Regions from separate parts of the Homo sapiens genome. Here region 2 is linked to region 1. Evidence: chromatin contacts called from ENCODE POLR2A ChIA-PET data. All regions are on one chromosome and are shown on one strand. The core of a region is the stretch at or near the end of the contact, and the rest is flanking DNA. Distances in the headings are between cores, read along the strand shown.

Evidence for each region. ChIA-PET counts read pairs that join two places held with the same protein, here RNA polymerase II (POLR2A).
Region 2: POLR2A ChIA-PET joins it to region 1 with 11 read pairs in AG04449. The contact joins two enhancer-like sites. POLR2A ChIA-PET finds 5 or more read pairs at or near these places in 2 of 52 experiments (AG04449 and naive thymus-derived CD4-positive, alpha-beta T cell).

What each region holds. Positions count from the first base shown.
Region 1 is chr9:134,242,586-134,245,794 of GRCh38, forward strand. No RefSeq gene overlaps it. Among named protein-coding and RNA genes, the nearest start is that of LINC02247, 51 kb to the right of the region's middle. RefSeq lists an enhancer at 1,354-1,473. Within about 2 kb of position 1,351, at least 4 of the 41 ENCODE cell types and tissues checked have a DNase peak (open chromatin) inside an H3K27ac peak, as active enhancers do.
Region 2 is chr9:134,601,446-134,604,353 of GRCh38, forward strand. No RefSeq gene overlaps it. Among named protein-coding and RNA genes, the nearest start is that of COL5A1, 39 kb to the right of the region's middle. RefSeq lists enhancers at 864-1,776, 1,777-2,688. Within about 2 kb of position 1,251, at least 15 of the 41 ENCODE cell types and tissues checked have a DNase peak (open chromatin) inside an H3K27ac peak, as active enhancers do.

The sequences.
Region 1 (3,209 bases), core at 101-2,600:
GACCACGGTGGGGATATGATGCAAGCCGCAGGCCCTCTTCCTGGAAAAATGCGTGCAGGTAAATACTTAGTGCACAATCTCAAGAGATTCAAAGACTCCTTGCAGCCCAGTCTAGGACCCCAGGCGAAGGTCTCTTCAGTGGCTCTTGAGTCAGTTCTGCCCAGAGATCAGAGCCACTAGAGTTCTGCCTAGAGTCAGGCGAGACTAGAGAACTGGGGTCCCGTGGGCCCCGCCTGCACCCCTTTGGAGGAAGGCAGCCAGGCCGAAGCAATCGGGTTCATAGTGGGGTCTTGGGAAGGGCCTGGCTCTGTGCTTTCTCACACGTTGAGCGCTGACGGCACACGCCTGTCTGATGATGGCTGGTCCAGGCTGCAGCATCTCTGTGGCTCACGGCTCCGTGCTGCCCCTTCTGCGCCTTCCTCGCCGTGGTGGCTGTCGGGTCCCTTACGTTTCAGGGACCATCCTGAAAATAAACAGCATGGGAGAAATCTTCCTGCAGGGAGCCAGGAGGACGCAGCGGCTCAGGGATTCAGGCATGCCAGAGCTCAAATCCCGAGTGTCACTTCCCAACGGGGCCTCCTAGACCCTCCCCCTGGACTTGCTGTGAGGGAGACAGGAGAGCTGTGTAAAGCCCAGCAGGCGCTGGCTGATGCGTGGACCATGGCGACCATTGCTGCAATTTTTTTATAATCAGAAATATAGGCTGGGCGCGGTGGCTCATGCCTGTAATCCTAGCACTTTGGGAGGCTGAGGCGGGCAGATCACTTGAGGCCAGGAGTTTGAGACCAGCCTGGCCAACATGGCGAAAACCCATCTCTACTAAAAATACAAAAAAAAATCCAGGCATGGTGGCGGCGTGTGCCTGTTATCCCAGCTACTCAGGAAGCTGAGGCAGGAGAATCACTGGAACTCGGGAGGCGGAGGTTGCAGTGAGCCAAGATCATGCCACTGCACTCCAGCCTGGGTGACAGAGCAAGAGTCTGTCTCAAAAAAAAAAAAAAAAAGAAATAAAGAAGTTGGATGAGCGTCACCTCCACACTCCAATCTTGCGTGTTGACATCTTACCTTTGGGATGCCTTTACAAATAAAATACTTGGTAAAAGTGTCTTGTATTTGGACTCTGTAGTGCTGAACATAGTGTGCGTATGTGTGTGTGTGTGTGTGTGTGTGTATATATATATATATAAAATGCCAATATAGTTAATTAAAATACCACTTAATGACTATTGCTTCTGGCTGTTATGAAGTAGCCAGCATAGATCACTACGTAGACAAGCTGGGTAAAATACGAATGCTCTTTTTGAAGACACTGGTGAGCAGCTGAGCCAATCGGGACTCAAAGGGCTGAGATCTCAGCAAAAGGGGAACCGCGGAGAGATGAGCCAACGCTGTTGCTCGCTTTTCATTCAGGGGATTTCCCAACTCCTGCTGCAAGACAAGAGACCATAAACACCCGTGAAGAGGAAGGGAAGCCAGCGGAGTTTCACAGGGCTGACACTGGAGTTTGGACCTGTCAAGGTAGCCAAAAATTGAGTGGCGATCTGAAGATCCTGGGGAGAAAGGTGGTGAAAATAAGTGAGTTTGATGCTCAGAGGTTTCCCTTCTAGCTGTTTGGTGGATGAACGTGTGCAGAGCAAGAAGCTAAGAAGCCCAGAAGAAAGCTACTGAGGTGTCAGAATTTCTAGAGTGTCAGGTAGCCCAGAATGAGAGCTTAGGACTTGCCAAGGAGGAGAAGCTCTAGAAGACGCTCCAGGCTCTCAGCCGGGATGCCAGGAAGCTTAATCGCTATGAAAGGGAACCAGAGGTATAGCCAAGCCTTCACAAATGTCAAGGAAAACCAAGAAACAGGACCCAGAGAAAAAAAATGATGACAGCAACAGCCCCACAGACTGCTCAGCTATTGGTAGCATCACAGATGGGCTTTCAAATTATTATTCGAGCAAATGGATGATAAAACAGAGAATTTTGCTAGACAACTGGAATCTATTACAAAATGGAAATTCTAGAAAAATGCAATGATTAAAATTAGAAACTTAATAGACAGGCTTAACAGTAGGCTAGGAAATAGAGTTTTAATAAAGTGAAATGATAAGTCAGGAAAAAAACTAGGAAGAAACAGAGTGAGTAGAAAAGGATAAGAAACAGACAGAGCATGCCATACACATGGGGTCTGGGGAGCAGCTCCATCATGCAGGTAACAGGAATTTTAGGAGGGAGAGAGAGAGAAAGAGAAAGAGAGAGGATAGGGAAAAAGCAATGTTTGAAGATAGAATGGCTGAGGATTTTCCAAAATCGATGAAAGAAAACAAACCCCAGATAGAAGCTCTCCACAGGCTAAGCAGGCTAGGTCCAGGGAGAAGCCACCTAGGCATATTATGGTAAAACTACTGTAATCCAAATACAGAAATCTTAAAAGTAGCTGGAGGTAAAGACAAATAGACAAATTACCTTCAAGGGGACAATAAGATTATTTTTCAGCAGAAATGATGGGCTCCAGAAGACAAGGGAGCAACGTGTTTACGGTGCTGGAAGAAAAGAGCTGTCACTCCAGAGTTCTAGACCCAGAGAGGAAGGACATCCTTCAGATACCAAGGAGACTCATCTCAGATCAGAGTTTTGGATGTGTCCATCTCCACCATGAGCTGGGGAAATCTAGGCGATGGAAACACAACTTGTGCCCCTCCGTGCCCCCTGGCACATGGCAGGTGCACACACACAGTGGGTGGAGACAGGAAGAGCGAGACTGGGCGTGTCCACCTGGCAGGCTGGTGAGCCATGAAGCCGAGTGTGGGGCACAGTGCCTGAAATGCTAGTTTCGAACCCCAGCTCTGCCGCTTAGTAACTGTGAGCAATGATTAATCTTATGTGTCAACCTGGCCGGGCGCGGTGGCTTGTGCTTGTAATCCCAGCACTTTGGGAGGTTGAGGTGGGTGGATCGCCTGAGGTCAGGAGTTTGAGACCAGCCTGACCAATATGGTGAAACCCCATCTTTACTGAAGATACAAAAATTAGCTGGGTGTGGTGGCGCATGCCTGTAGTCCAGCTACTCGGGAGGCTGAGGCAGAAGAATCGCTTGAACCTAGGAGGCGGATGTTGCAGTGGGCCGAGATCATGCCACCGCACTCCAGCCTGGACAACACAGTGAGACTCCATCTCAAAAAAAAAAAAAAACTTACGTGACAACCTGAATGGGTTACGGTGTGCCCAGG
Region 2 (2,908 bases), core at 1-2,500, 360 kb after region 1:
GATGCTTGTTTCCCAGCATAACCATGCCTGAGCTAGCAGATACAGGAAGGAAGTATTATCTCCCTAAAGAAATGAGTGAAGTGACAACTGAAGGCCACAAACCCACTTCGTGACAGGACAGAGTTGGAGTCCAGGTTTTCAGGCCCAGGCAGGACCCTGGATCCTATGGAGAAACTTGGCTGAGCTGCACTCATTTCTTATGGGAAACACGAAAACCTCATTCTTAGGGTTCACGTCCTCCTGAGAGGGAGAGAAAGTTCATTTACAAAGGAGCAGAATCAGCTTGGTCCCAAGATCTCTCTGCAGCATGAAATGAAATGCCACTGGAGCAACAACACTCCAGCACACACTGAAGGATAGAGAACGTGACTCTAAATTCCATGCCCAGCGAGCTGCCTGCAGTGGGTGATGGCCGCAGAAGGGCGTGCTCTCAGCGGCAGCACACCCTTCTGGAAAAATATCCCTGAGGGGTGCACTCCAGCTGTGCCAGAGAGCAAGATGTGAAGACTTGCAAAAGGAGGCCATGGGGTGAGAGGTGGTGGTGATGAATGACTTCCATGTGAAGTCTTGCAAATTTGCTTATAAAGTGGAAAAATGCATATATGTCCTCAGCAGGTCACGTGGGAGGAGAGCCTAATGGTGGACATTTCTAGAGTCGATGCAGGTCCTGTGGTTTATGCTGTTTAATGCTCTGGGACCTGGGGTGGAGGGGGGACTCCTTTGCTCTGTTGGGCCTCAATTTCTCTGTTTATAAAAAAAAAGTGGCCTTTGGTCTCTCTAAGTTCTCTGTCGCCAGATGACTGGGGGGTCCTTCCACTATTTGGTAATAAGACTCCCCCCCCACCAACTCCCAGCTCCTGGTGTCTCACCAACATTCTGGATGTTTGGGGTGATGGTAAAAGGGTTTGTGTGCCTGCTGAGGAACAGTTTTATTCTGGGGACTTGGGGACACTCGTAGAAATTGTTTGAGGCCCCTTAGAGAATTGTAGAACCAGGATGCAGAGGCTGTGTTTGTGGTTTGAGCTGGTCAACTGGAGGAATCCAGGTTTCTGGGAACGTTGACCAGTGACTAAGTCCCATCCTTAGCTTGATGGCCCCCACCCCCACCCTGTCCCCAGATAGTGCCTATGGGGAAGCCTCGGGAAGGAACACTGCCCTTCCCCCTGCCCCGACACCACATCTGGGATGAGCCCCAAACCTCAGTTGGCTTTGATGCTGCAACTTTTTCCAAACCCTGAGCATGATTCACAGCCCAGACCGGCAGTGGAATTTCTGCAAACAGAGCCGGGGGCTCCGTCTGCGCTCTTGAGAGGTCCGCAGCTCCCACCTTCGGAATGGCCCGAGAAAGAGACTGGGAACGCGCGAGCCACATTCTTCCTGGATGAAACACTGGCCTTATCAGGAGGAAGTAATGACAAATGGCCTGAGCAGCTCCCAGCCAGGGGGCTGGCTCTTCTTAAATTTGCTTAGATGGATTTTCTTTGATGAGCCCAGCAATTATGGGAACCCGCAGGCCTGCTCAAGGCCTGCATCATTGCCATTTCCTGACAAAGACTGGATCATCCGTCCTTCCCATCACCGCCCCTTTCTTCTTGGAGGAAAAGCCTGCTGGTGTGGTGCGAGGATGGCGGGTGTTCCACCCTGCCCTGGGCCACCAACACCACGGCCAGGGCGGCCCCCCTGCAAGCACCGAGGGGGTCAGCTCCGTGTTCTGGCAGAGCCAGGAGAGAAACGAGGAACTCTTGTCTGGTTAATTGCTATGTGTATATATGACGATAAAGGCATGTCGGCCGGGCGCGGTGGCTCATGCCTGTGATTCCAGCACTTTGGGAGGCCGAGGCGGGCGGATCACAAGGTCAGAGATGGAGACCATCCTGGCCAACATGATGAAACCCCGTCTCTACTAAAAACAATACAAAAAATTAGCCGGGTGTGGTGGCGGGCGCCTGTAGTCCCAGCTACTAGGGAGGCTGAGGCAGGAGAATGGCGTGAACCCAGGAGGTGGAGCTTGCAGTGAGCCGAGACCACGCCACTGCACTCCAGCCTGGGCGACAGACTGAGACTCTGTTTCAAAAAAAAAAAAAAAAAAAAAAAAAAAGACATGTCGTGTTATCTGGTGCCTTTCACCTGGCAGGCAGGGCATCGTGGGCCAGCGCAAGGGCACCACACTCTGGCCCAGAGCACAGCGAGGCTACAGAGAAGCAGTGGCCTCCTCGGGCCTCCAGCGCCCAGGGAACAACAAGGCCACCATTGTAAAGGGTACAGAAGGTCAACTTTCCAAGTCTAGGCACAGAGGGCCACAGGGAGAGAGACCCAGAAGGGATGAGATGGGGGGAATGTCCTTGTGGGAATGTGAGTGTGGCTGGGATTCTGCTGAGCGCACAAAGGCAGACACAACGCAGTGGACTTGAACGGGCATCCCCCAGTGATAAAAGCCGTTGTCCCCCAAGTGATGTTCCTTGAGGTTAGACGGAGCCAGCCTCATGTTATAGGCCTGATATAGACCTGGGGCACAGTGGACACTGGATGGGTGTTTGAATGCATGAAGAAGTAAAAAGAAGAAAAAAGGAAAGAAAGAGAAAAAAAGAAAGAATGAAAGAAAGAAAAGAAGGAAGGAAGGAGAGAGAAAGGAAGGAAGGAAGGAAAGAAAGAAAAAAAGAAAGAGAGAGAGAAAGAAACAAAGGTAGGGAGGGAGGGAGGGAGGGGAAAGAACGGAAAAGGGAGGGAAAAATAAGAAGGGAAAGGGAGGGGAAGAAAAGAAGGTGGGGGAGAATTTTCACTGGCAATGTGGTTCCCTCTCTCTCCTTCTCCATAGCTCCCTCCCCTCATGGCCTTCTTGGTGTTCCCAAGCTCCCACTCTGGGTCCCGGAGCCTTAGAAGGTTTGAGCTGTGCTGATACTCATTCTGG